Regions from separate parts of the Homo sapiens genome. Here region 2 is linked to region 1. A link is a loop called in an ENCODE intact Hi-C map of the cell type or tissue named here. Cell type or tissue: heart right ventricle. All regions are shown on one strand. Links, peaks and the distances in the headings refer to the core of each region. The heading gives the core; the rest is flanking DNA. Region 1 overlaps CCNC (cyclin C). Region 2 overlaps PNISR (PNN interacting serine and arginine rich protein).

What was found. A loop is a pair of places that touch in the nucleus more often than their neighbours do. Peaks named below come from ENCODE experiments on the same cell type or tissue, not always from the same donor. Only the 100,000 strongest peaks of a DNase experiment are listed, where the experiment ranks them.
Region 2: it touches region 1 in a loop (3-fold over the local background); 4 of 110 quality-filtered maps call a loop at or near these places.

Annotation. Positions count from the first base shown.
Region 1 is chr6:99,533,907-99,549,778 of GRCh38, reverse strand. CCNC (cyclin C) reads left to right here. Exons shown (of 12, transcript NM_005190.4): 9 at 204-271; 10 at 3,305-3,384; 11 at 4,549-4,667; 12 at 6,170-7,392. The coding sequence ends at 6,224. It also overlaps the pseudogene TSTD3. Among named protein-coding and RNA genes, the nearest start is that of USP45, 26 kb to the right of the region's middle. In heart right ventricle, for the core only: no CTCF peak of the experiment used is centred there; no DNase peak of the experiment used is centred there.
Region 2 is chr6:99,400,135-99,415,171 of GRCh38, reverse strand. It overlaps PNISR (PNN interacting serine and arginine rich protein), which reads left to right. Exons shown (of 12, transcript NM_032870.4): 3 at 482-600; 4 at 2,433-2,621; 5 at 4,208-4,431; 6 at 5,828-5,999; 7 at 6,901-7,091; 8 at 9,004-9,141; 9 at 10,470-10,569; 10 at 11,290-11,343; 11 at 12,462-12,632; 12 at 13,542-15,037. The coding sequence starts at 513. The coding sequence ends at 14,632. Among named protein-coding and RNA genes, the nearest start is that of COQ3, 13 kb to the right of the region's middle. RefSeq lists an enhancer at 11,978-13,177. In heart right ventricle, for the core only: no CTCF peak of the experiment used is centred there; no DNase peak of the experiment used is centred there.

The sequences.
Region 1 (15,872 bases), core at 1,437-9,436:
TATTCATTGATATGTGCTTATTTGTTGTCACATTCATGTATCCATCCTTTTGCCTTGATGTTTTCACTTTTATAGCTGTGCTTCAGTAGTATAAAAGGAAATAAATGTGTGCAAAGATGGGAAATCTGGCCCTCTCTGGAGGAAATATACAATCAGATGAGGTAGTTCTGCTTTCAGTAATAATATGATTTACATTTCTATAGGAGGATAGTGAATGATACCTACAGAACGGATCTTTGCCTACTGTATCCTCCTTTCATGATAGCTTTAGGTATGTAAGCATGGTGTGCCTTTATGAGTTAAATTGTTATAAACTTATTTAGGTCATCCTAAACTAAATTTCACCCTATTGTACTTTATGTTTTTATGTTCCATGAAGTAATAGACTAATCCTTGCATGTGAGCTTTCAATAATATGAACTGCAACTGTCATAAATCAGGATTATTATTCCCCCACCCCCTTTTTGGTAAGTTTTTTTTTTTTTTTTTTGAAACCATTCAAAATAGTTTTAATCGGTGTCTGAATAGAACATATTTGTTTGTTTAGAGGGAAAAGTTCAGAATTAAGCCAGCTAATATTAGTTGTAGCATGTAAAATAATTGGGGCTTTCATATCCTGAGCCCAAACAAATACTCAGAGGTTGAGTAAAGGAGCATCTGTGGTCCATAATGCTTGGCTGGAGGAAGACGTTAAGTACATTCATTCTACAGTCTGTGGAAAGCAGTGCTGTAATGGGTGGAGTCAGATAGTCCTAGGCTTAAACTTTACCTCCTTTACAATTGTGGGAAAATTATCTGACCTTTCCGTGTTTGTTTCCTTAATTGTAAAATGGAGAGAATACTAATAATTCCACTGAGCCGTTTGAAGAATTAAATGAGATAGGTTGTAGAGCACCAAATAATGCCTGTTATATATTGGGCACTTGTTAATTTTTGTTCCTTTTCCTTCTATTGATTTTTTTTTTTTTTTTTTTTTGAGATGGAGTCTCACTCTGTCTCCCAGGCTGGAGTGCAGTGGTGTGATCTTGGCTCACTGCAACCTCTGCCTCCTGGGTTCAAGCGATTCTCCTGCCTACAGGAGGATTATAGGTGTCCACCACCATACCTGGCTAATTTTTGTATTTTTAGTAGAGACAGGGTTTCGCCATGTTGGCCAGGCTGGTCTTGAACTCCTGACCTCAGGTGATCCACCCTCCTTGGCCTCTCAGAGTGCTGGGATTACAGGCGTGAGCCACTGCACCCCAGCCCCTTCTATTGATTTTTATAACTCCATCCTCTTGATTTTCCCCTCTTATTTTCCATTGGTTTGTCTTTGTTCAGTTGTTCAATTATTCCTTAAATGTTGATGTTTCTTGGCCTTCTTACATCAGGGCTGACAAATAGGTTATACTTACACTTCTGTATTACTGGCAGTTCCCTGAAAGGACTGGATTTGAAAGGATTTTGAGTGGTGTCCTACCCAGTGGGTAGGAATACTGGGATCTGCATAGGTAGGAAGGAAGGGATAACAGAACATGTGTCACATCTTTGCCATCCCTGCTGTCTTCTTCTTGGGTACTTTAACTGAGATTCATGGCTTCTACTATCACTTACATGCCGAAACATTTAAATCTCTTTATTTAGCCAAGATCTTGCCACTTGGCAGTTCTTTATATCCATCTTCCTTTTACATAGCTCCGCTTGGCATCCCACCAGCACCTCAGACTCATGATGAGGATTGAGCTTATCACTTTGCCCCAAAATATGTTCCTCCTTTTAATGTCTTTGCCAGTTTGGTGAATAGCACTAGTTATATACCTTAGTTGGAAACCCAGCAGTTAGGCCCTTTCATCTCCCTCAATACCCACATGTAGTTGTTTACCAGTACATTTTGTGCCTTCCTCTCGATTGTTCCTTCTGTAATCTCATAGTCATCTTCTCATTTCTATCCATGTTACCACAGCAGTCTCCTAACTGGCTTATTAGCCTCCAGCACTCCCATCCTCAGAGAGCCTGTCTATCTTCCAAACTGTTGAGCTAGGCTAGTGGTTTCACCTGGGGATAATTTTGCCCCGAGGGGACATTTGGCAATGTTTGGTTTTAGTTGTCATAACTAGGGTAGGGTGCTACTAGCATCTAGTGGGTAGAAGCCAGGGATGCTGCCAAGCATCTTGTAGTATTCAAGACAGTGTCAAAGAATTGTTCAACCTAAGATGTCAGTAGTGCCAAGATTGAGAAACCCGGAGCTAGCCAAATTCGTCTCCCAATTGATATACATACTATTCTCTTCTCCCACTCTCATTTTTTTTTTTTGTAAGACTTGGCTTAGATATCAGCTCTTCAGTGACCCTCCCCCACCCTTTCAGCATCACCTCAGTCTGGGTTTAGGATGCTTCCTCAATCTTCAGTGTACTCTATGCATGCCCATGTTAATAGCATTGTCCACTGTATTTTAATTTCCTGTTTTTATCATGTCAGTCATTTGGTTTTTTTTAACCTCTTCTTGACCTAAGCCCTACTCATAGCTTTGCTTGACTTAGGGCAACCAGTGTGTCAGTTCACATTTGAGTTGCTATTTGCCTAGAATGTCATCCTTAGCAAAGACATGGATAACCAGACCACGGAGTATAACTTAAGCTGGAGTGGGTTAAGGGTATACAGGCTGCTCAGTAGAAATTGTTTTAGGCAAAATTATGATGTAGATTCCTCTCTTTTGTTAGTTTATATTGTATATAACATATATAACTAATATTGTATACAGTATATTACATTTATTTTCTAACCTTTATTTGATTACAACACTGAATTCTGTAAGGATGTGCCCAGCTTTCACATAACTTGATCATGTGCTAATAATGAAAAGGAAGAAAAAAGGCCAGGCAACACTGCTTTTAACTGAAATGTGGAAACACAGTCAACATTGTTAAAACCTAGTATATTAATTAACATTTTTGTTTGTTTTGTTTTGTCACACTGACTTCTGGGTGCAGTTTAACGGCTACTTTGTACACTACTCAGGGATAACTTCCCTTTTCTGCTCTCCTCATTGGATGTTTTTCCTCTTTAACGTGCCTGACTCTCAAGGCAACTGCACCATGACTAGCACGCAGTGAGGACCAGATGTCAAGAACTTGATGTAATCTAGTAATTTTTTCTGTCTCGGATTACATTGATGAGATGGTCAGTGGTAACTCTCATATGTAGCTGTTTAATGTTTTTTAAAGAGTGTTGGAAAATACACAGGAAATAGTGAAAAATCTTTGTTAGATCATATATTCTGTGTTTGCAGTTAAACATGGACAGTTGTCTCTCATTTTCATTTCAGCTTGCCTACATGTAGCCTGTGTTGTACAGCAGAAAGATGCCAGGCAATGGTTTGCTGAGCTTTCTGTGGATATGGAAAAGGTATTCCCTTAGTTGTATGTAAACTTGGATGTTTAAAAATTAATGTCATATTTACTTATCATGAGCCTAAAATCTTGTGATGTCCACCAGGCTAAGAAGATTATTGGTTACAAAATATTAAGAAACATGGGCTGGGCATGGTGGTTTGTGTCTGTAATCCCAGCACTTTGGGAGGCCTAGGTGGGCGGATCACCTGAGGTCAGGAGTTCAAGACCAGCCTGACCAATATGGTGAAACCCCGTCTCTACTGAAAATACAAAAATTAGCTGGGTGTGGTGGCATGCACCTGTACTCCCAGCTACTCGGGAGGCTGAGACAGAATTGCTTGAACCTGGGAGGCAGAGGTTGCAGTGAGCCAAGATCGTGCCACTGCACGCGAGCCTGGGCAACAGAGCGAGACTCCGTTTAAAAAAAAAAAAAGTTTGGTAGGAAGAGTTAATGCTGATTATTTAAGTTATGTATCTCTTTTCAGTTTAGGATTAAACAGAATGGTAAACTTTTGGTTTAATTGGTTGCAAAGTAGCCTCTCATTCCCAGGATTATTTTAAAAGCTCCCTGGTAACCACTGAATACTACTGTGAACTTCTGTAACATAGCCTATCTCCTGGCAGAATGGCTTTTGCTGTGTTTCTAGCTTTTCTGCTCAAGTGTTAAATGCATTAAAATTAATCCTAAGGTTAGGTTCTACTCAGGTGGGAAAAAAATAGCTAATTTGTTAACTAGTTGTTTCAAATTTGTAGCTGCCAGTTTTTGAGCACCTTAATGTATGTGTAGTAACAGAGAATCAAAACATCTTTTGTGCACTACCCCCGATTAAGTTGTTTAAAATAATTTATACTAGAGGAGTGTGCTCTATAGTGGTATATTCCCTCATGATTAGAACCTTTATTCTTAGTATGTTTCAGTTTAAAAGATACCATCAGATGGAAGGAAATCAGCTGCAGAGATAGATAAGAATGGACAATGCACACATGCTGAAAAATGAGATGCTAGAAGGAAAATCCTAAACAGCACTGTGGTGAAAAATACTGCTTTCAAATTTATCAGGATTTAAGGACAGAGACTATTTACTGTTTTCTGAGGGTTGTGTAGTGATGTATGCTCTTTATATAAAAAATGTTGCTTGTTTTTGCCACTGAGAACTTTTCAAATATTTTCTTCTAGATTTTGGAAATAATCAGGGTTATTTTAAAACTATATGAGCAGTGGAAGAATTTCGATGAGAGAAAAGAGATGGCAACCATTCTTAGTAAGATGCCAAAACCAAAACCACCTCCAAACAGGTACTTTGTAGACTTTAATTATTGATGTCATTTAATCATATATCATACTTACTATATTTTTCTTAGATTATGTTGTTTTGTAGTTTTTAAAACATTTCTTCCAAAACTTCATGATCCATGTTAATTTTATTTTTTAAATTTGTGATTTGATTGAGAATGTCTCATTTAAAAAAATCACTAATCTGATTAGTAACTTTTCCTAATGCAGTGGAGGTATATTACAGGTATCTCTCAACATATGGTCATATACCATAAATTTAAAGCTGACAGAATTAGGTAAGTTCATCTGAAATTCAGGGCAGAATTCAGAACTATAGTAGTTTCATGTCAGTTTGATTCTGTGCCATCTTTTTTTTTTTTTTTTTTCACTGCTGGCTATTGTCCTGTTTTATAAATTTCAGTAGCAATTTTCAAAAATTTCAATGAATGATCTGATATTGTAAAGATAAAGAATTTTGGTTTTTAAGTGACCCTAAGGTCCATGGCACATAAGAATATATTTTTGCTAAAAATGAATCACCTGTGCTAAGAGGGTTTTTTTTGTTGTTATTGGGGTGTATGTGTGTGTTTTAAGTAAGATGTGTTCATTTAGTTCAGTGGTTCTCAGCCCTCACTGTGTATCAGTTCATTTGGGGCAGGGAGAAAAAGTCAGAAGGGAAATAAAGAAATGCCATCCATCTTAATTGTTTCTTTAGAAAAATGATTGTTATATAACAAGATAGATTTATGGATTGCTACTCATAAGTTAATGTTACAATTTGGAAAAAGTTAATACTTTATTCAAGGAGCTGTTTAAGGCAGTCATTCAAACAGCTACCTTTGGATGCATTTTTTGCAGAAATTCCCTGAGTGATTCTCCACTAGTGGCAGGGCCTGAAGCTGCAAGATGATGGTGGACAAGATAAGGCAATAATCCTATTGCCAAAGTTACTGGTATTTTCAGTTTTAGTTATTTTTAAGTATTCAGCATTTTTATTTTAAGTATTCAGCATTTTCCAGGAAATTACCATATTTCTTGCTGACTTATAAAGGTTTGCTGTATTTATATATGATTTTATTATGCCTTTGGACAACAGTTTTGGTTTTTTTTTTTTTTTGAAGAACACTTCTTGTTTTTCATAAATAGTAGGAATAGGATTTTATATGTAAGATTTAATTTTATAGGAAATTTGTTTAGAAGAAGCTGTAATCTCTATGTTGAGTGATACCTGTAATAACAATGAAATCCCATACCCTAATTTAAAGTTTTTGAGTATATATGGACACTAACTTCCAGAATGCTTGTTATATGTGAGGGCACAAAGTTATATAAGAATAAAAACATAAAACCAATGTTTGTTAGTCTTCTGGATTTTAATTTTTCACGTGTCTTATAATGAGGAATGTCTTTGTTTTGTATAGTTGTGCCACAGAATAATGAATTTAAAAGTCAGTAGGCTTATCAGGGTGTAAAAATGGATCTTTTAATTGGTATAAAATCTCTTTCTTCCCCATTTGAACAGTGAAGGAGAGCAGGGTCCAAATGGAAGTCAGAACTCTAGCTACAGCCAATCTTAAAACATTCCGAAGAATTCCATAGTGGACCACTTGGAAATAAACCATTGGACAGATTTCAGTAATGTCTTCAGTGGAACACAAATGAAAATGAATAGCTTGTTTCTGTCAAGCATATTGGAAAGTGATTTTATTTTTGCAAAATAAGTTTTTCTTTAATATGATTCTAGTACATAATTGATTAAAATCTCTTGATTATAAATGTTTGGAAAGGTTCTAAGGGGACCTACAGACAGACATACATAGACATTTCAAAATTAATAGCTTTTGATTAGTATAATATTTCTTAATTTGGATAATAAAAATTGTAGCTTTTTATTAAGCCAGGAAACATGAAGCATAATTTGTTTAAAATTCTCTTTGGTCATTGAGGGACCAAAAAAGGACGTAAAATTTACAGTCAATCTATGAGGGTTTTTTTCCCTCCATAAGTTTAACTTTAAAACTGTATTTAAGGAATCAAATCTTACAAAATCCTGGAAGATTTTGGTAATGATGTTGATAATTTCAGGGAAATTAATCAAGTACCTATATTGATTTAAAAGTGTATTTTATTCAGTAGTTTGAGGATCTTGCCATGGAAGATACTAGCCCAGCCTAGCAGAAAAGTGCAATATGTATAGCATACTTTGACATTTTAAACATGATAGTCCATAACCATTTTGAAATGCTGGGCAAACTACATGAAGTTATTTATAATTAATTCACAGCTAATCAGGCATTTTGAAAGCTTAATTGGATTCAAAAACCATAATGTTGGAATTTGGTAAAATTTTAATGTTGATTTTTACTGTGAAAAGGTTTTTATAAGATATACACACCCTAGTTTAATGTTGTGTCTTGGTGTGGATTTACAGATTTACTACAGGTATTCTGAACCAGGAACACAATCAGGTTTCAGGCCAGTTTGATACTGGCTGTCCTTAATTCTAATATGAGAGTAGGACATCATACTAAATGTTATGTCAGTGGGACTGTACTGTCTGTGGAACTTAGCAAATTAATCATTTTCTTCAGACTTGAAGGAGAGTGATAAATAAAATTTGGAGTCATAGGATATTGATGCACAATTTAAGGATTAAACATTTTTAATCAATTGTGGATGATGGCTTATTAAATGTTGACTTCCTAGTATAAAACTGCAAGAATAAAAGTAACTTCTCCAGCTGTATCGACTAGTGTCTTGAATTTATCTTTTTGAATTTGCCTGATGTTGTTTTTTGAGAATTCTTCTTCCTTTAGTTAAGTGTTAAAGCCTTTTATAGGTTGTCAAGGGGGTAATTTCAAATCATTACAAACAGATTTTAAATAGAAAATTTATTTCTGATGGAGCGTATCAAATGAGCTGGAAAGCGAGACTGTGTAAAGTCAGACTGATGACATATATAGGTTTCCTGGGCTTAATAAGAAAAAAAGCTCTCCTCAGGTCTGAAGGAATTAATGTTGGGCTTAGGTAAGACCTATAGTCTTTAAGTGTTTATTTTTAAAATTAATACCATGCCTCATAGTTTTGTTTTCAGTCTCTTATTGTGGAAGATTTAAAACAACATATACAGGAGTAAAGTAAGGAACCTCCATGTACCTATCATCTAGCTTCAGTAGTTATCAATTTATGGCCAATTTCATTTCATCTAAACTCCCACCCACTTTCCGTAAGTTGCCATCCCCCATCTTATTTTGAAGCAAATCCTAGATATCATATAATTTTATCCATAAATATTTCAGCATATATTCCTAAGAAATAATAGCTCTTTAAAAAAACTAAAAGTATTATTGTGCCTCAAAAAGAATTAGTAAAAATAATATCAGATTTTCAGTTATTTCACAAGTATAAAAATTGTTAGAGTTCTAGTCAGGATCTAAATAAGGATCACATATTACAATTTATTGACAAGTCTTTTGTCTTGTTATTATTTTATTTTCTTTTTTTTTTTTTAGATGGAGTCTCACTCTGTCGCCCAGGCAGGAGTGCAGTGGCGCAATCTTGTTCACTGCAACCTCTGCCTCCTGGGTTCGAGTGATTCTCCAGCCTCAGCCTCCAGAGTAGCTGTGTCTACAGGTGCATGCCACCACGCCTGGCTAATTTTTTGTATTTTTATTAGAGACAGGGCTTCGCCATGTTAGCCAGGCTGGTCAGGAACTCCTGACCTAAGTGATCTGTCCACTTCAGGCTCCCAAAGTGCTGAGATTACGGGCGTGCGCCACTGCACCCAGCCATGTCTTTTTAAATTCATGAATTCCTTCCCAGTCACATTTTTAAAATTCCTGTTTTTGGTTTGCTTGTCTACTAAGAGTCTCTCACCATCTGGATTTTGCTGATTGCATCCTTGACATGCCATTTAATGTGTTATTTTCTCCTCTATATTTTCTGTAAATTGGTAATTGAATCTACAGGCTTGATCAGATTCAGGCTTGCTTGTTTGCTTGCTTCCTTTTTTTCTGTCTTTTTTTTTTTTTTAGTAGACCACTGTACAAATTAAGTAGTGGTCTTTAATCAGGAGACATAAAGTGGCTGGGTTTCTCTATGATTTAATAGCAGCCATTGATGATATGTATTGTTTTTAAAAATCCAATATTACCATAGTTGTCCAGTATGATAGCTACTAGCCACATGTGGTTATTGAACACTTAAAACGTGGCTAGTGTGAATTGAGATGTGCTGTAAATGTAAAAATATATGTTGGGTTTCAAATAGTACAAAACAAAATAATATAAAATCTCTAATTTGTTTATAATGATTACATATTTTAAATATTTTGGATACATAGGATTAAATAAAACATTAAAATTAATTTCACTTTCTTTTTAAATTTTTTAAGTGTAAGATTTAAAATCATGTAATGGTTTGCATTAAAATTATATTGGGCCAGGTGCAGTGGCTCACGCCTGCAATCCCAGCACTTTGGGAGGCCGAGGCAGGTGGATCACCTCAGGTCAGGAGTTCAAGATCAGCCTGGCCAACATGGTGAACCCCCATCTCTACTAAAAAATAAAAAAAATTAGCCAGGCTTGGTGGCAGGTGCCTGTAATCCCAGCTACTCAGGAGGCTGAGGCAGGAGAATTGCTTGAACCTGGGAGGCAGAGGCTGTGGTGAGCTGAGATCATGCCACTGCACTCTAGCCTGGGCAGCCTGGATAATGGAATGAGACTCTGTCTCAAAAAAAAAAAAAAAAAATTCTATTGGACAGTGTTGCTGTAAGACATTATAGAGAAAATGTTAGACCCCTGTCCTGTTCTCCCTACCTCTCATTCCCATTCTCCAGAGGCAGCCACTTTCAACTTTTAGTCACTTCTCTGCTGTTTACTTCATTTCCAAGTGACAAGGTTTTAATTATAACATTTATTTGAACACTTATTAAAAATGTGCCAATTATGTTCTAAGCTCTCTGCATTTATGAAGTAAATTCTTAGAATGATCATTTTAAAAATGATGAAACTCTGGAGCAGAAATATTAAGTAATTTACCCAGTCACAGATTAACTAAGTGACAGAGCTTGGATTAGATTCTAATTCTTAGTATCTGGGCATTTGATCAGACGTGGTGGCTCACGCCTATAATCCCAGCACTTTGGGAGGCTGAGGCAAGAGGATTGAGGCCAGGCATTCGAGACCAGCCTGGGCAACAAAGCGAGACTCTGTATCTGTTTATTAAAAAATAAATAAAGCATTTTTTAAAACCTGGGCATCTAATCTCCAAATATATTAGCATATTGCCTCCTCTGCTTACAATCCCCTCATTTTTTCTTTTTAATTATAAATATTATCTAACTCTCTGCTATGGAAGATGAGGATTTTGCTTTTCATACTTCTCCCCCTATTCTCCTTCCCCAACCTGATCTTACACTGGGACTTCTACTCCTATCATCACTTAATTGTATAATTTTTTTAAATTCATATCGAATATATAAATGTACATAGATAATATTGTCTTCTATAGCATACCATGATTACATTTTCTTTCTTTTATAATATTTTTGTATCTCTGGAAGTAGTAATTGCCTTGGTTGTAATTTGTTCAACTTCATTTGTATCTTCTATTAATTGATCATCAGAATCGTTTGTCATTTTTTATTCTCCAAATCACAGGGAGACTTCTTCGAGTTCTACGGCCCTCAGTCAGGACTGACTACTGTCCAAATAACACAGTTGTCATAACAGAATTGATCATATTGGGACTTCCCTTTGTTTTCTCTTGCATTTAAGAGATATGGGGAATCCAAGTCTTTTTCTTTCACGATAGATAAGGTCTCCCTCTCTCACCCAGGTTGTAGTGCAGTGGCACGATCACAGCACACTGTAACCTTGAACTCCTGAGTTCAAGCAATCCTCCACTTCAGTGTCCTGAATAGCTAGGACTATGGGTGCACAGCTAATTTTTAAATTTTTTGTGGAAATAGAGGTCTCACTGTGTTTTCCAGGCTGGTCTCAAACTCCTGGCCTCAAGTGATCCTCCTACCTCGACCTCCCAAAGCCCTGGGATTACAGGCATAAGCCACTGTACTTAGCTGGTAATCCAAGTCTTTTAAGTAGTACCTTGTTCTGGAGAGTGCAATGGCTTCTCAAAATTCTAAGGATATTAACTTAGGTTTTTTGGTTGTTTTAAAATTTTCTTTGTTCCCTGCATTAACACTACAGGTTGAGCATCCATAATCTGAAAATCTAAAATCCAAAATGCTCCAAAATCCGAAACTTGAGTGCCAACATGATGCCACAAGTAGAAAATTCCCTATCTGATTTTATGAGATGGGTCAAAACTTTGTTTCATGCACACAATTATTTCAAAATACTGTATAAAATTAACTCCAGGCTATTTGTATTAAGTGTACATGAAATATAAATGAATTTTGTTTAGACTTGGGTCCCATCCCCAAGCTATCTCATTATATATAGGCAGATATTTCAAAATTTGAGACACTTCTGGTCCCAGCTGTTTCAGATAAGGGCTATTAAACCTGTATTTCCTTTAAGTTCCTTTTTGCTGTTTGGTTTGGTCATAGTCTTTCAAGTTAGAAGCTTGGCCGTAATTATCTCAGGATCCTTCATATTTGAGAGACACAGAGAAAGCTATCTGGAACATCTCTGTGTACATGGGTAGGACTTTTCAGTGGTGAGCTTCATTATAGGTAAGGGAACAGCAAAACATTTTCCTCAGCCTCACACCCCCAGCATTGTTTTTTAAAGGTTTTTCTTCAGGATGGGTCAGTTTTTCTGGAGAGAAATCTATCTCAGGTAGTAGGAGCTGAGCTGTCAGTTCTCAGAGACGAAATAAGGCAAGAAGCTAGCTCATTGTTCAGTATGCAGAGTTTCACTTTATCTCCTTGTTTTCAGTAAGGAGTCCACTGCCATTTCGGCCCCCAGATGTTTAGGAGTTTTCACCTGCCATCTTTACCCATTAATGTTAAATTAATGCAAACAGTAACACAAAATATCAGCTGCCTACAAACAGGTATCATATTGTACATATTCACACAGTAAGAATAGCAGCAAAGTATTAAATATTTGACATGTTATCTGATTTAATCTTCAAAACTTTACTGTGAAGTAGGAACTATTATTATCCTTATTTGGATTCACTTCAACCACATTCTGCCATTATAATACCTTATTGGCCGGGTGTGGTGGCTCACGCCTATAATCCCAGCACTTTGGGAGGCCGAGGCGGGCGGACTGCCTGAGCTCAGGAGTTCGAGAACAGCCTGGGCAACACAGTGAAACCCTATCTCTACTAAAATACAAAAAATTAGCCAGGTGTGGCCAGGCGCGGTGGCTCACACCTGTAATCCCAGCACTTTGGGAGGCCGAGGTGGGCAGATCACCTGAGGTCAGGAGTTTGAGACCAGCCTGGCCAACATGGAGAAACCCCATCTCTACTAAAAATACAAAATTAGCCAGGCGTGGTGGCAGGTGCCTGTAATCCCAGCTACTCAGGAGGCTGAGTCAGGAGAACTGCTTGAACCCGGGAGGCGGAGGTTGTGGTGAGCTGAGATCGCGCCATTGCACTCCAGCCTGGGCAACAAGAATGAAACTTCACCTCAAAAAAAAAAAAAAAATTAACCAGTTGTGGCAGTGTGCACCTGTATTCCCAGCTACTTGGGAGGCTGAGGCAGGAGAACTGTTTGAACCCGGGAGGCGGAGGTTGCAGTGAGCTGAGATGGAGCCACTGCACTCCAGCCTGGGCAAGAGAGCGAGACTGTCTCAAAAATAATAATAATAATAACTTATTAAAATTTCTCTTTTTCTTCTTATCCTTTGCTCCTGGAGAAACTTGTAGCATTAAAAAGTGGTAGTGATAAAATTATATTTTTCCATTAATAAATTGCTATTTTTGGGGACACCGAAAAATATTTTTTACTGGACGGTAGGATAAGCATTCAATTTTTTGTGTCTAATCATACAAAATTTCTCATAGATTAGCTGCTGATCCTACCTCTATCCAGTATTTCTATGGCATACACATTCTAGATAGCAAAGGGGCACATTATCTCAGAATCCAAGAAACCCCACTGAGATCATAAGCACAGAAGAAAGATTATGTGAATGAAAGAAACCTGAGATATTTTGATTAATTTAGAACTCTGAGGCTATCCACTGTTGCCAGTTTTTTCAGGACATCTTTCTCCTATTCCATTATGAAAGAGATGTAGAGTACATATAGCATTTAAAAATATAATCTGGCTTTTCTCATACATATCTGAAACTTTTGATCTACCCTTATATTATCAAAGTAAAAGTGATATTCTCCCATTACTGAAATAAACAGACATTTATTAAATGATGTAGTAAATCATATGCTGTATATTCACATTTTGAGGTCTCTGATACTACAGACCTTAATAATGGTTTTACTCATAAGAGTTTTGTTGGCATAAGGCCAGGTGCTGTGGCTCACGCCTGTAGTCCCAACACTTTGGGAGGCCAAGGCAGGGTGATTACTTGAACCCAGGAGTTTGAGACCAGCCTGGGAAACATGGTGAAACCCCACTTCTACAAAAAATAGAAAAATTAGCTGGCTGTGGTGGTATGTGCCTGTTGTCCTAGCTACTCAGGTGAGCTTCCCAGGAAGTCAAGCTGCAGTGAGCTGTGATCATGCCACTGCACTCCAGCCAGGAGACAGAGTGAGACCCTGTCTTAAAAAAAAAAAAAAAAAGACTGTTGTATAAGTCAGTGCAGTTTAAAAAGTATAATTTGTCCAGAAGCAGAGGTTGCAGTGAGCGGAGATAGCACCACTGCACTCCACCCTGGGAGAAAGAGCGAGACCCTATCTCAAAAAAAAAAAAAAAAAAAAAAAAGGCTGGGTGTGGTGGCTCACGCCTGTAATCCCAGCACTTTGGGAGGCTGAGGTGGGTAGATCACAAGGTCAGGAGATCGTGACTATCCTGGCTAACACGGTGAAACCCTGTCTCTACTAAAAATACAAAAAAAATTATCTAGGCATGGTGGCGGGTGCCTGTAATCCCAGCTACTCGGGAGGCTGAGGCAGGAGACTGGTGTCAACCCAGGAGGTGGAGCTTGCAGTGAGCCAAGATCATGCCACTGCACTTCAGCCTGGGCAGCAGAGTGAGACTCCGTCTCAAAAAAAAAAAAAAAAAAAAAAACCATATATATATATATATATATATATATATATATATATATATATATATATATATGTATATACACACATAAAATTTGTTAAATCTTTGTATCAGAATGACAACTAAAATTGTCTTTCTAAGTTCGATCTAATATAGAAGATACATTATTCTAATTTATTAACCCTTTGTTTATTTGGGTAAATAGAATACATTATCAAGTTTTTTTCTTAAAAAAAAAAAAAAAAGGGTACCAGGAATCCAAAGGTATATAGTCTTGTTCAAGTGTAGCCAAGTGGGGACAACAGTCCCTGTCCCATGCATACAAAAGGTAAAAATAAGTGCTTACCTACCAAACATATTAAATAAAATTGTCAACAATACTGTTAAAGCCTATTGTGTTCGTCTCCCTTCCCCCATTAGAAACCATTCAGAAGTAGATATTTTTATAATTTATTTATACTTACACTATATATGTCCATATGCCTAAATAATAATATATTTTGTATGTTTAAAAACTATACTGGCCAGGCATGGTGTCTCATGCCTGTAATTCCAGTGCTTTGGGAGGCAGAAGCAGTAGGATCAGTTGAGGCTAGGAGTTCGAGACTAACCTGGGCAACATAGCGAGACCCTGTCTCTACAGAAAGTGAAAAAACTATCCAGGTGTGGTGGTGCGTGCCTGTAGTCCCAGCTATTCTGGAGGCTGAGGTGGGAGGATTGCTTCAGCCCAGGAGGTATAGGTTGCAATGAGCTGTGATCTTGCCACTGCATTTCAGCCTGGGTAACAGTGAAAAAGCTTGTCTTAAAAAACAAACAAACAAACAAAAACTATACAGTATATGTTTCTGTAATTTGCTTTTTTCCCTCAACATTGTAAGAGTCATCCATGTTAATACATGTACCTCTGATTTTTCCATTTTCACTAATCCTGTCATCAGGTGTGTCTAATTGGCCATTAAACCTATCTACCTTCTATTGGGTGTTTAATTTCAGTTACTGTAATTTTGTTATCTAAGTTACTGAATATATTAATCACAGTTATTTTAAAGTCTGTGTCTGAAAACTCCAATCTGTAGATCTTCTGTGGATTTGTTTCTCTTGTCTTGTTTTTCCATTATTTCTCAATCATAAGGTCCTATTGACTGCCGTGCCTATTAATTTTTGATAGAATACCTGAAATTGTATGTGAAAATTGTAAGGTGAAATTGTATGTGAAAAATTGTAAGGAAAATTTGTGGCTGTAGCTCAGGGATCTACAAATTATGCCCCATGGACCAAATCTGACCTGCTACCTGTTTTTGTCTGGCTTTAAGAATGTTTGCTGTATGTTTAAATGATTGAAAAATAATCAAATGAAGAATAATATTTGGCAACACATGAAACATAAAATTCAAACCTAAGTGGCCATAAGTAGAGTTACTGGAATAGTCACATTATATATTGTCTGTGGCTGCTTTTGTGCTGCAACAGCAGAGTTGAGCAGTTGCAACAGAAACCTAATTGGCCACAAGACTAAAAGATTGATTATTGCCAACCTCTGTTCTAGCTAGATAATGGTATCTTTCTCTAGAGAGGATTTACTTCTGGTAGGCCCTTAAGATATTAGGAAGATCACCTTAATTCATTCAGGGATTTAATTGATTCAAAGCTTGTTTTGAGTTCTTGTGGGGGTTGTGAATTTCTGGTTCAACTCTACTTCTAGGGCATAGCCTTTTCAGGATTCCGACTAAAAGCCTGATGTATTTACCCACAATCCTGTTCCTTGATGGGCCCAGTACTTCAATGTTGGTTCATTGTCTACAACTTTCCTTCTCCCTGAGATTATGGCTCTTATATATGTGTATGTGTGTGTGTGTGTATATATATATATCTTGACCTCAGTCAAGATACAGAACATTTCCATCACCCTAGAAAGTTCTCTCCTTGCCTTCATATATGTGTGTGTGTATATATGTATATGTATATGTATACATATGTATATATGTGTATATATACACACACATATATGTGTATATATACACACACACACACTGACAGAAATATATATATTTCTGACATTGTCCTTATAGGTACTACA
Region 2 (15,037 bases), core at 7,038-15,037, 140 kb after region 1:
TCCTGAATTAATATTTTATTACTTTTGGCAATATGATAGTTTTCTAATTCTGTTCTACATTCTTCATTTTTTTAGCTGTAATTATTTATAAGGAAAAATTTTTCTTCATCTGCTGAAGCTATTTGGTTACTATCTTAAAGGAATCTTGATTGGGGAGAAATGAAATCACTTTTTTCCTACAATCTTCAAAATAATTACATATCCAGAAATTTATATTGTACAAAAAATAGAGTTTTTTTTAAAGTCTTTTTTGAGCTAAATTCATTGTGTTATGCTTGCCACCAAATTCTGAGACCAGCATTAACATAAAATTTTCTACCTCGTTTGGTACCCTAAAAATTCTAGTTGCCTCTGGCAAGCTATTGACAAGAATTTTAGACCTCTGATGAAATAAATGTATCATCATATAATAATTTCTGATGTGAGGTTTTAAGATTAAATAACTCACTATAATTTTTAAACTATGTTTAATTTATTGAAGATAGAAAATCAAGTATATTTTAAAAGAAGGGATGTGGGATCAAGGAGGACAGCCTTGGCAGCAGTGGCCCTTGAACCAGCAACAATGGATGCAGTCATTCCAGCACCAACAGGATCCAAGTAAGGAAACAAATTGAATTTGAAAGGGCGGGGTTGGATATGTGGAAATGGGTAGAAGACACATGATGGGATTAAGGGATATGGAATTGAGATTGGTGTACTGGATCATTTTATGGTCAGAATTTAATCTTCTCATAAATAGCCTTGCCATAGCATATATAGCAGGAAATGGACTTCCCTTTGGAAGACTCTCAAAATGTAGAAAGCTTTTTGAAGATTTTACATTTTTTAAACTGATTTAGTCCTTGTTTTTCTAAAGAAAGAGAAAAGCCTAAAATATGTTGCTTATGGAGAACACTTCTGTGAATTCTGACTCTTAAAGTTGTATATTATATTGAACTGGATGGTGTGCTATATCATTTTAAAATTTCTTTTTGCTGTGGACTATTTCAGGCACACATACAAAGGTAGAAGAGTATAGGGAGCCCTTGTTTATTATTTAGCTTTAACAATTGTTAACTAGTGGCCAATTTTGTTTCATCCGTAAGACCACTTACGTTGCTCTGCCCTCACTGGATTGATCTGATGCTATTTCTTTTTTTAATAGCCATGTATCATTCTATTGTAGGATTGTACCATAATTTAACAAAGCCACTTTTGGGTGTTTTGTTATTTAAAGTTTTTCACTTTTTGAAACAATTAGCATAATCTTGTGTACATATTGTTATTCACTTGTCCAATTATTTTCTTATTAAAAGAGCTAGGTTTGTTAAGTCACGGTAATTTCAGGTGCACATTGCCATGTGTAACCCCATAGGGGTTATGCCAGTGTTTCAAACTGAGAATACCTATTTAATCTTCATTAAAGTAAGATGCAGAAAAACATATCTTATTCTACTTTGTTTACTTTATTAATATTAGATCTTAATGCATTTTTGGGTGGACTTGCAAAATAAAAATTATTAAAAAGATCTTGAAATGTTAAATGTAGATGCTTGGGAAGAGAGGCCAGGTGCGGTGGTTCATGCCTGTAGTTCTAGCACTTTGGGAAGCTGAGGTGGGCAAATCGCTTGAGCTCAGGAGTTTGAGGCCAGCCGGGGCAACATGATGAAACCCCATCGCTACCAAAAATGCAAAAATTAGCCAGGCTCATAACCCAGACTCTACATGGATGGATGGATGGATCATGGATGAATGGATGGATGGATGGATGGATGGATGGATGGATGGATGGATGGATAGATACGTAAAAATTTAGAAATTAAAAAAATGTATCTTGGGAAGAGAGTCTTCAAGATAGTGGGGAAATGAATTTTGAGTAAAGACTGGCTAAGAAGTTGTAGCCAGACTACACTAGTCATGTTTTGGCTAGAGAAGGGAGCCTTATTTAAAGAAGGGCAACCATAAGGAAAAACAGAGTTAGGTAGCTGCTCTCATCAAAGGCCTATAGGCTCGAATGCAGGCCTGGAAAGATAAATAGGACATGTTGAAGGAAGAAATGATAGCGTTTGATTATTTTTGTGGTGATTTTTTTTTTGTAAAGGTGATGACATTTAAAAATTCAGTAAACTAAGATGCAGGGGATAAATTTTATATGAATTAATATTAGAAATGGGTTAAGAGTGTTTTTTGTGGAGTTCTTTCCTGAAAGTGTAAGTAGTTTATATTATTTTTTAGCCTGAATATGGGTTATTTGCTAAGTACCCTTTCAGACACAGTATGCTTTAATATTTAAGATCTCATTCAAAAAAAATTTTTCTAATTTCCCTCATACCCTCTCTGTCTGAAATATTTAAGATCTAAGGAATAGTTGAGCTGCTTATTTTACATAGAGGCACTATTCTTTTAACTCCTACATTCTGAATGCTGAAGTCAGTGTTAATTTACGTTAGGCCAGATTGATTGGGCTGCATTGGCCCAAGCTTGGATTGCCCAAAGAGAAGCTTCAGGACAGCAAAGCATGGTAGAACAACCACCAGGAATGATGCCAAATGGACAAGATATGTCTACAATGGAATCTGGTCCAAACAATCATGGGAATTTCCAAGGGGATTCAAACTTCAACAGAATGTGGCAACCAGGTTTGTTGTTTATGTTTTCACAATTTTAAGACTTTTAAAAAACAGAATGAAGATTATTATTAAATTTTTTAATTTGCTTAGTTGTATGACTTCTGGAAATTAATGCTTCTTAAAGAATAGGCAGTTTTCAATTTGATTTGACTTTGACATTTTGTGGTTAAAATTATTCTGTACTCATTCTGCTAGCTTTGTGGCACTCAGTTTGATTCTTTTCTTGGTTCTTCATTCCTAGGCTGACAGGGGCTGGGAACACTCTGGAAACCTCACTTGGCATCTAGGGAAGAGAGCATTCTTTGTCTCTCTATTGCAACCTCTGGCCTTTTCAGAAGCAGCACTGGCAGAGTAAAACATGTCTAGCCTCTAATTAAAGAAAAATTGTGTCACTGTGTGACAAATTAGTCTGTCAAATATACTCTGCCCCTACCATCCGCCTACCTTTTTCTTCCCTTTTTTTTTTTCAGATAGTGAAGATCTTTCATAAGTTTTTGTGTGTTTTACTTTTTTGTTTGTTTTATTTCACAGTATGATGTAGATTTCTTGATGCTAATTCAGTCTTCCATGGCTTGTGTTATTCCTTTTTAATAGTCACTTGAAACTATGGAGGAATCAGCCTCTCATTTGGGTATGCTGATGGTGAAGTCATAACCTCCTTTCCCTATTAATACTTTTTGTTTCTCCTTATAAGAATGGAGACCTCAGTCGAGACCAGCCTGGGCAACATAGCAAGGCCCTGTCTCTACAAAAAAAAAAAAAAAAAAAACCTTAAAACTTAGTCAGGCATAGAGGCGCATGCCTGTAGTCCCAGCTACTTGGGAGGCTGAGGTGGGAGGATTGCTTGAGCCTAGGGGATTGAGACTGCAATGAGCTGTGATCACGCCACTGCACTCCAGCCTGGGTGACAGAATGAGTCCCTCATTTAAAACAAACAAACAAAAAAAACGAGAATTCAGATTACTTTTAAAAACATAAATATTCTAGTCTTTGATACTGTGAGGTGGTTCATTTCTAGCTTTCTTGAAAGTGAAATTTCCCCACATTTGAAAATGTTTTAGTTCCTAAGTTTAAGTTCTTAAATGACTCCCGCGGGCATCCCTACCCCTTAGTTTTACTCTACTTTGTGACCCTGGGCAAGTGATTTACCTCTGTGTGCCTCGATTTTCCCTCCCGAAATTGGCAAAAATAATACCTAATTTCTCCCTACCTCACAGGGATGTTGTGAGGATAAATGTGTTCGTGTAAGAAAGAAATTATATAAAACCTCAAGGTATTATTTTTGTGGTGTTGTTACTAAACAAATATAAAAATTCAACAAAAATAGTGCTTTGGATTTTGTTACATTTGTTAAAAATAACTTTGGGCATTTGGTTAGGATATGAATTAGAGTGGAGTTAGCTCATTTTGAATTATATATGACAGTTTAGTTCATTGCTTATTTTTAAGATAAACAAAAGGAATTTGACCAAGAAGTCATAAGTTGTTTTTTAAATCTGTATGTTTACTGAAAAATCTTTCTTGAGATCTTAAAATTCTGTGTTGATTTTGTTATAACCGCCTGTTGAATGTTTTTATGCCTAAATCTTAAATAGAATGGGGAATGCATCAGCAACCCCCACACCCCCCTCCAGATCAGCCATGGATGCCACCAACACCAGGCCCAATGGACATTGTTCCTCCTTCTGAAGACAGCAACAGTCAGGACAGTGGGGAATTTGCCCCTGACAACAGGCATATATTTAACCAGAACAATCACAACTTTGGTGGACCACCCGATAATTTTGCAGTGGGGCCAGTGAACCAGTTTGACTATCAGGTGAAAGATATTTTGTTGCTTTAATATTGTAGATGTGCACGTAATCCATTCTTTGGAAGTGTCTCATCAAGAATACCTAAGATACGTGTTTCACTTTTCAGACTTGTATAAATAAGCACATTCTGTCTCAGTTATCAATTTTTGAGTATTAAAATAATTAGAATTTGTTTTCTGATTTTTTTATTTCATTAGGAAAATGGTATAAAAGATCATTACGGAAAACTTTTGAAAAAATTAAAAATGTATAAGTGCAATAGCTATATGATGTTTTATTTTCTAATTTATATTTCAAAATGGTATATTTAAATGTTAAAGACTAGAGAATGCACAGTAATTGAATATAGCTCATGGTTAAGACATGAATAAAAAATATAGATCATTTTCCTAAGTGTAATTCCTTGTGCTATGTAGAATTATGACTGTTTTTCTAGTGTCATTTTTTTTCCATTCTGACATGACATGTTAATGGAATTGTATATAATTTCCTCTGTAGCATCCAATTCATTCCTAGGGACATAGAACTCTGTGGGGAATAGTGTTGTATGTTGGGCTTTATTTACTTCATTCCCTCTGCCAGGGTCTACCCTTAAATTATAGTGCTAGGTGTCATTTTGAAATAACTGATTGCAATTATTAACTTATAAACTGCTATCATAATTTAAAATTTTGAAAGAATTATTTCATGAATTCTAGGGTAGATTTGATAATGGACATCTAGTATTCACCTTGAGATGGTAATCCTCTCATTAATAAATATTCAGATACTTGTATACTTGGTATACAGATACAACAGTTTTTATGTTGTTTGAAGAAATATAATGGCAGGGAGCATCTGCTTACCCTACTTTTGCATGGTAGATCCCATGTAAACAAGACAAAGAGCTGTATTGGCAGCTGGCCTAGAAAAGCCTCTGAAAATAGCAAAATTGCAGAAAATATTTAATGATTCATTAACTTCTATCTTTGCTTATAAATGAATATATCTGCAAGATTATAGAAACAGCTTAAGTTGTTTAGTTCACTTTTTGTTCACTGTAAGTAGGATGTTGAAATTGACAAAAATGTCTAGTTAAAGAGAAATTAGTATCTATTTGATGTCTTAGTGTTGGTAGGATTAGCTTGTAAATGGATTCAGAATGAAAAATTTCATATACTTCTTGAAAGTAGCTTATCAGCTGGCTTTTAGAAGCCTCTTTGCATTTACATAGCCGGAAAATCTTAAGACAAGTAAGCCTAGGTTCTTGGGACCATAGAAGTATCGGTGGATATTAGAGCCATGGAATTCTTGGATGTGCTGCACACATGGATTTCTACTGTCCCAGTTCATAACACACGTGTGTCCCAGAGAGTATATTGTATTAATTTGAAGAAAAAATAAACTGCAATACTCTTTCAGCATGGGGCTGCTTTTGGTCCACCGCAAGGTGGATTTCATCCTCCTTATTGGCAACCAGGACCTCCAGGACCTCCAGCACCTCCCCAGAATCGAAGAGAAAGGCCATCATCATTCAGGGATCGTCAGCGTTCACCTATTGCACTTCCTGTGAAGCAGGAGCCTCCACAAATTGGTAGCTATTTAACTTAGTTTAGTGGACCACAATTGGCATGACTTTTTTATCATATAAAAAGGATGTCTTGTTTTCTTAAAATTGTTTGAGTATCTCTGATGTGTTAGGAATTGACACTTTATTTTTTATGGTCATAAAGCTTAAAATTACAAAAATGATACTGGTCTGAAATTAAAAGGTTTAAATAATTTTATTTAAACCTTTACATTAAATTCCAGATTTTGTGATGAAGTGAAAATTTATGCTAGCCATAGCATGTTGGTATTTTCTTCAGTGTAGGCATTTCAGTACATTATACAGATATATGAGCCCTTCTCCTTTTAAATCTAATTGTTCAATCTCTGTCCACTCTTAGTTCATCTGATGCACTGCTGTCAGATTAATTTTCCTCTGGTTATTTCACTTCCCTTAAGTATTTTGGCAGAAAATTTCAATTTTTTAAATAACATTATAGAGCCAGCCTATTTCAAGTGACAAATACATATTTATGCCACTTTATATCTGGAAAGTTCTAAATTGTTCAGTATTTAATGGACAGGAGCATTTGTTAATAAATCTTTACTTTTTACATTTTAGGAAGATTCTAACTTTACTCCTTTTTTAACTTACTAGCAAATCACTTAATTTTTTCGAGTCTCAGTTTCCTCACCTGTGGAAAAAAGTGGAGTAATAGTAGTGATCTCTGAGGGCTTTTGTAAGGATTAAATTAGATGATGGTTTAACATGCTTTCATTGTGTCCTGGCAGATTGTAAGCACTAGAGCAGTGGTCCCTGCTGTTACTAAAAGTGATGGCATTGAAGAAAGGCATGATATTTAATGGGATATTTTTTAAATTTACTCACAAGTTTGTAGAAATATTTTACTTAACTGACTTGCGTATATTTTTCCCACGTGAAACAGACGCAGTAAAACGCAGGACTCTTCCCGCTTGGATTCGCGAAGGTCTTGAAAAAATGGAACGTGAAAAGCAGAAGAAATTGGAGAAAGAAAGAATGGAACAACAACGTTCACAATTGTCCAAAAAAGAAAAAAAGGCCACAGAAGATGCTGAAGGAGGGGATGGCCCTCGTTTACCTCAGAGAAGTAAATTTGTAAGTAGAATCCCCAACATGAAACTCCATGTGAAAATCTTGGTTGTGTGAAAACTTTACTGAAATAGATATTTTAGCCTATAGGAAAGTATTAGAGTGATGTTCCTAAGATTACGTTCATTAAGTATATTGAGGATTCTGATTTTATATATGTGTTACTGAAGATACAGTAAGGAGAAAATGGGACAACAAGTTTATAAACACTTCATTCCAGAGAGCTGGCTAGATCTTGATAAACAATCTGTATTCATTCATTGTGGTACAGATGACTCCCTGGTGATAGATTATAAAACAAAGCTACATTAAAATAGTAATAGAGAAATAAAATCTCCCTCTTTTGAACATTTAAACATATACCTGAGGATGTAATAATTTTGATTGTTTTTGACGTGAGCACTGGAAGTATAACAACATTTTAAGTCTTCAAATCTTCCTCAGTTAGATGGCTTGAGTGGTTTAGGAACTTTTTTATTCAGCAGGTATGATAGCCACAGCACTGGCCAGTATGCAACTCAGGAAATTTGTCTGTCTTGCACGGCCATTTTCTGCTTTAGAAATAAGTCTCAAGAAGAGCAAAATAACTAGATTTTGGCAGGTATTAGTTTTGCTTCAATTCCATAAATTACTTTTATTTTTCCCAAAAGATCTATGCAAAATCTGTGTTTTTATTCTAGATGTTAAATAACAAAAATAAGAAGCAACAGAAAGACACTGCTAAAGGTTACTCTTTTTTTTTTTTTTTGTCTTTTTAGGCAGTTGGGGGATCAGGGTCTCACTCTGTTGCCCAGGCTGGAGTGCAGTTGCACAATCATAGCTCAGCGTAGCCTTGAACTCCTGGACTCAAGCAATCCTCTCACCTCAGCCTTCCAAGTAGCTAGGGCTACAGGCGCACACCACGACTCCCACCTAATTTTTGTATTTTTCGTAGAGACGGGGTTTCACCGTGTTGCCCAGGCTGGTCTTGAACTCCTGGCTTCAAATGATTCTCCCACCTCGGCCCCCCAAAGTGCTGGGATTACAGACATTAGCCACTCTGTCCAGTCTTTTTTTAAAAAAAAATCTTTACATGAAATAGTGGTGTTCCAAATTTTTTTTAAGCATCAAAAATTGTTTGGAAATTTTCCTTCCTCTTTTCTCCCAAATGCCTGTGGGATTGTGTTACATATATTTTTCCCCTGGTTCAGGTAGTCTTTCCACAGTAGTATTTAGGTGGTCATCTTGTCTTTTACTTAGTGGGATTATTAAAAGTGACTAGGGGACACTTCTCTGACAAAGGAAAGGGTCACATGCAATCTGGATCCTGAAACCTAAAACCATACAAAGACAGGAGACAAACTGCTGGCATTTGTTTAATCTGAAGTAGACCTCATTTTTATCTTTTTATTATGAGCTAAAAAGAAGCATGTTTTACTGAGTTTCAGGGCCAGCTGAGATCTTGGCCCTGAAAAATCTGATTAGAGATTTTTCATTTTAAGTCGTGCAACTTTAGGTAAATAGCTTAAATATATAGCTGTAAAAGTTATACTGAATAATATGTCTATGGTCCATTTATCCAAAGTTCTATAAGTGTCTCATTTCAGGCCCATTATATGTAATAGATAGTAATTAAATCAGTCTCTGGGCATTATGTTTTTCTGGGTATTTATAAAATAAGGTTAAAATTGACTAAGGGAAAAGTAAAATTGAAAAAACAATTTATTTTCCTAAGCCTTCTTGTAATCTTACATTTTTCCCAGGTTATACTTTTTAAATTATCAAATGAAATCTGTAGTAAATGTAATTTAGATAGCAGTTTCACTCATATTTCTGTTTCATAGACTTTTTAATTTGGGGTTTAAGATTTTCTGTATGTAAGATAAGGATTTTACATTATACACATGAATTTGGACTACCATACTATTGTTTTTTATAGGATAGTGATGAGGAAGAAGAAGACACTGAAAATGTTGAGGCTGCAAGTAGTGGGAAAGTCACCAGAAGTCCATCCCCAGTTCCTCAAGAAGAGCACAGTGACCCTGAGATGACTGAAGAGGAGAAAGAGTATCAAATGGTAGAATGTTAAAGTTCTTACTATGTACATGGATTTATTTCGTTTGCAATTTTTTTTGGAGACAATATTAGAGGAAAAAACAGAAACTAGAACTGCTGACCAGTATTATTAATTGAAGAGATACTCCTTTTAACTTAAAACAATTATAGAAACCTTTATTAATAGGGACTTTTTTAAATGTTTTGATTTCAGGCTGGGGTAATCCTAGTACTTCAGGGGACCAAGGCAGGAGGATTGCTTGAGTCCAGGAGTTCAAGACCAACCTGGGCACTGCAGTGAGACCTTGTCTCTACAAAAAATTAGCCGGGCATAGTGAGGTGCACCTGCAGTCCCAGCAACTCAGGAAGTTGTGGTGGGAGGATTGTTTGAGCCTGGGAAGCAGAGGTTGCAGTGAGCCGAGGTGGTGCCACTGCGTTCCATCCTGGGTGACAGAGTGAGACCCTGTCTCGGAAAAAAAAGAAAGAAAAAAGTGTTTTGAATTCAGTGTGTCTACTATACAGATACATTTATAATATTTTTTTCTTTGATCCGTATGATTTCGGAATATTTATTTATTTATTTATGGAGATGGAGTCTCGCTCTGTTGCCCAGGCTGGAGTGCAATGGCAGGATCTTGGCTCACTGCAACCTCTGCCTCCTGAGTTCAAGCAGTTCTCCTGCCTCTGCCTCCCGAGTAGTTGGGATTGCAGGTGCCCACCACCATGCCTGGCTAATTTTTGTATTTTTTCAGTAGAGACAAGGTTTCGCCATGTTGTTCAGGCTGGTGTCGAACACCTGACCTCAGGTGATCCGCCCACCTCGGCCTCCCAAAGTGCTGGGATTACAGGTGTGAGCCACTGCACCCAGCCTGGAATTTTGTTGAAGTTTTGATGTTACAGAAAAATGTTCAAGATACTTTATTCCTTGAAATGGCTGCTCTGATGTCTAAAAATATTTTATAAAATGGTTTTGTGGCTGGGCACGGTGGCTCACGCCTGTAATCCCAGTGCTTTGGGAGGCCAAGGCAGGCAGATCACTTGAGATCAGGAGTTTAAGACAAGCCTGGCCAACATGGTGAAACCCCATCTCTACTGAAAATACAAAAATTAGCTGGGTGTGGTGGTGCACGCCTGTAGTTCCAGCCACTTGGGAGACTGAGGCAAGAGAATCACTTGAACCCAGGAGGTAGGGGTTGCAGTGAGCCAATATCACGCCAGTATGATCCAGCCTGGGCAACAGAGTGAGACTGTCTGAAAAAAAAAATGGCTTTGCATTTTAATATTTTTGAAGATGTCACACTATTAGTAGCTATAATAATTAGAAATACTGTATAAAATGCTCTTTTTTAGATGTTGCTGACAAAAATGCTTCTAACAGAAATTCTGCTGGATGTCACAGATGAAGAAATTTATTACGTAGCCAAAGATGCACACCGCAAAGCAACGAAAGGTATATTTTGGTGTTTCTGGTTTTGCTTTTCCTGGGGTATTTTGGTTCTGATGACTATTTTGGCCTTTTTTTGTTGTCCTTGTTGGATTTCTACCAGATATTTGAATATTCTCTTGCATGTTTTAACTCTTAAAGATTAGATTCGTAGACACCATATTAAAGCTATACAAATATTTTTGTTTTATCTGACCTACATGAGTACAAATTAGCAATCATGCTGTTTTCCTCTAAAATGTATTGTGGAAAATTCCAGGTGTTCAGTTTATTTCACCTGATTTTTTTTAATAGATAACATGGCATTGTTGTGTGACTTCTGATACAGTTTATTTTGACTAATGAATTTTGAATTATCTACCTACAATTTTTAGTTTACCACTTATCTCTTACAGAAGCAAGTGATTTCCTACCCCTAGATTTTTAGTAACACCTTAAAAATGTATTGAAAACAAAAATTAAGTTACATGTCATAATCTCAGAAGTAGACATACAGATATACCTGTCAACATTTTTTCTCATTATAAACCAATTTCAGCTCACATCAGAGTTATAATTTCAAAGCCAGACATGATACTGGTTTAAAATGAATGTTATGTTTTTAATGTTTCTTCTCTCCCCAAAAAGCAGCAATAGTAGTAGATTTAACAATACCATAGACTCATGACTATGAAATCGTGGCTATTTGTGTTAACATGTTGTTCCTGTTGTTGATGTGATACAAAGCTCCTGCAAAACAGCTGGCACAGTCCAGTGCACTGGCTTCCCTCACTGGACTCGGTAAGTGTTTTCCATATTTGTGAGAGGGCCTAAAGGGAAAAATCACACATACATTGTCTCTCTGCGTGTTCTATTTTGAAACTGTATTAGTCCTACTCAGTTTATAAAAACCTAGGTCTTAGGGTTATGTCATCCTGTCTAAAAAGGTTTGCCTATTTTTTTGACTAACGCATTCACAGTGAGAAATTTATAAATGTGATGGTTAATTCATAGTTTATTGGGGCAGGTTATATTGGAAGATTTCCTTATTGCTCCAATATATGCATTTTATATATATATAATTATATATGAACACCTATAGTTTGTACTTAATAATTCATAATTTAGCCATGATAGTATCTAAGCTCACTTTCAGAATTATTGCATACATGCCTTAGGGAAGAACCTATCCACTAATGCTTTTAATAACTTACATAGATTGTGTTGCGGCAAGTCAAGTTTTAATATAGAGGAAAGGGTTTATCTTATCATAGTAAAATAGTAGTGATGTGTTCATAATTTACTATTTGCATGGTATATTATCAAGGCTGTAAAAGCTTGAATTTGCCTTTTCCACATCTTCATTTCAAATTAATTTTTGTGAGGACCCAGAGAAGTGGGTAGAACCAAATGCCCATGTGGTTTTGTTATGGTTATTTAGATCATTTCAGGGTGGGGAGTATTTTCAGCACCATAATATTTCTGTACCAGGGAGATTATAGTATTCTAATTTTTTTAGGGAAAAATTGCTTAGCTCTAGGGATTTCTAAACTTTGAACAATAAAAGTTAATTTTAGAAATACTTTCAGGGTCATCATTAAGCTTTAGCGTGGCTTTGTTACTGCCCTGTTAAGTAGTTTTGTTGGTTAGTATGGACAGTACAGCAAACCCATTATCATTCCTTTACAGTGAGAAAAATATGAAATAGTCCAGAAAGAATAAGATATTAAGTAACCTTTGCCTGAAGGTTCTGTGAACTCCTTAAGCGTTTGAATGTATACTTCTCCCCACCCCGAATAAGCGTATTCTTCTGGGAAAAGGCAATGAAAAAAGAAATGAACTTTCTTCTCAGACCTTGAAAAGTTTTTAGTGCATAGTATAATTTTTTTCATATGATAGACTGAGCTTTATGCACACAGGTGGACTGGGTGGTTATGGATCAGGAGACAGTGAAGATGAGAGGAGTGACAGAGGATCTGAGTCATCTGACACTGATGATGAAGAATTACGGCATCGAATCCGGCAAAAACAGGAAGCTTTTTGGAGAAAAGAAAAAGAACAGCAGCTATTACATGATAAACAGATGGAAGGTGTAGTATACCTTTTAGACTTAATTTTGGTCCAGTTTTGTATTTCTTTTTATTTTTTAACTAACCTAAAAATATCAAAGGATAAAATAAAGGCTATATTATAAATAATATGTGATATAACTGAAACTAAAGTCACAATTTTTGTTTGGTTGTTTTAGGAGCCATTTATTGCAGTGGCTATAAGCCAAGCTATTTAGGGTATTTTTATTTCTTGCTAAAAGTCTTGAAATGAAAAAGATGACTTTTGAAATGGGAAAAATATATTTGTAAGACTATTGAAAAGTAATTTGTAGCTAGGATATATAAGGATAATAGAGAACCTAGAAGTTTTTTACTTAAGATACTTTACCTAATACTAGGAATAACAAAAGAGAAAATTTACTTAGAATTTCTTCTTTGAAAAATCTAAGGTAATTAAGAGTTAGCAGCTAAGACTTCTCTATAAACCACTTACTTACCTTTAAAATTTTGCTTTAGTTGGACAAAAGGGAAGTCTTTTCCTACTTGCCTCACACCCACCTCTACATCTTGATACTGTATTTTGCTACACTGTCCAGGAGGGTAACGTAACTAACTACAAGCTATAGAGAACTTGAAATGTGGCTAGGCATGTGCTGTGGGTATAAATTACATGCTAGATTTCAAAAACTTTACTTGAAAAAGAGAACAGAATTTTTTTAAATTTATTATGTGTTGAAATGATAATATTTTTGGTATATTGGGTTATTTTACCTGTTTCTTTTTACTTTTTTAATGTGGTTACTAAAAAATTTTGAATTACTTACATGGCTTGCATCGTAATTCTATTGAAAATGGTGTTCTATTGTTACAGTCTGGTAGCTTGACATTTGGTAGTATGAGAATTTTACATGAACATTTTCTTAGTGTTTTTGTCTTTTTCTGTTTCAGAAGAAAAGCAGCAAACAGAAAGGGTTACAAAAGAGATGAATGAATTTATCCATAAAGAGCAAAATAGTTTATCACTACTAGAAGCAAGAGAAGCAGACGGTGATGTGGTTAATGAAAAGAAGAGAACTCCAAATGAAACCACATCAGTTTTAGAACCAAAAAAAGAGCATAAAGAAAAAGAAAAACAAGGAAGGAGTAGGTCGGGAAGTTCTAGTAGTGGTAGTTCCAGTAGCAATAGCAGAACTAGTAGTACTAGTAGTACTGTCTCTAGCTCTTCATACAGTTCTAGCTCAGGTAGTAGTCGTACTTCTTCTCGGTCTTCTTCTCCTAAAAGGAAAAAGAGACACAGTAGGAGTAGATCTCCAACAATCAAAGCTAGACGTAGCAGGAGTAGAAGCTATTCTCGCAGAATTAAAATAGAGAGCAATAGGGCTAGGGTAAAGATTAGAGATAGAAGGAGATCTAATAGAAATAGCATTGAAAGAGAAAGACGACGAAATCGGAGTCCTTCCCGAGAGAGACGTAGAAGTAGAAGTCGCTCAAGGGATAGACGAACCAATCGTGCCAGTCGCAGTAGGAGTCGAGATAGGCGTAAAATTGATGATCAACGTGGAAATCTTAGTGGGAACAGTCATAAGCATAAAGGTGAGGCTAAAGAACAAGAGAGGAAAAAGGAGAGGAGTCGAAGTATAGATAAAGATAGGAAAAAGAAAGACAAAGAAAGGGAACGTGAACAGGATAAAAGAAAAGAGAAACAAAAAAGGGAAGAAAAAGATTTTAAGTTCAGTAGTCAGGATGATAGATTAAAAAGGAAACGAGAAAGTGAAAGAACATTTTCTAGGAGTGGTTCTATATCTGTTAAAATCATAAGACATGATTCTAGACAGGATAGTAAGAAAAGTACTACCAAAGATAGTAAAAAACATTCAGGCTCTGATTCTAGTGGAAGGAGCAGTTCTGAGTCTCCAGGAAGTAGCAAAGAAAAGAAGGCTAAGAAGCCTAAACATAGTCGATCGCGATCCGTGGAGAAATCTCAAAGGTCTGGTAAGAAGGCAAGCCGCAAACACAAGTCTAAGTCCCGATCAAGGTAGTATACTTTTTAAAGTATTTTGTCTGATTTTTAAAAAAAATTGACTGAATTTATTCAAAGTTGAAAGTGTCCTTTCTCTCTCTCTTTAATAAACTCAGTTTGGTACTTGATAAATAATCATAGTCTTAAATGTTAGAAATCCTATATAATATTATTTATTTAAAATTGCAGATTTTTAATTTAAAATACATTTTTATTTTTAAATTTTGTCTTTTCCCTTTTTTTTCAGATCAACAACCCCTCCCCGTCGTAAACGCTGAGGAATGATGTGGCAAGAATGCCATGATGTTCTTTAAAAAAATTCCATGAGTTTTAAGGGCTTGTCTCATTATAGAGGCACATTGTGGCTGTGTAGGTGAAACCAGAATCTTTTTTTTTTTTAATCTGTAAATAGGTGTACTTTTTC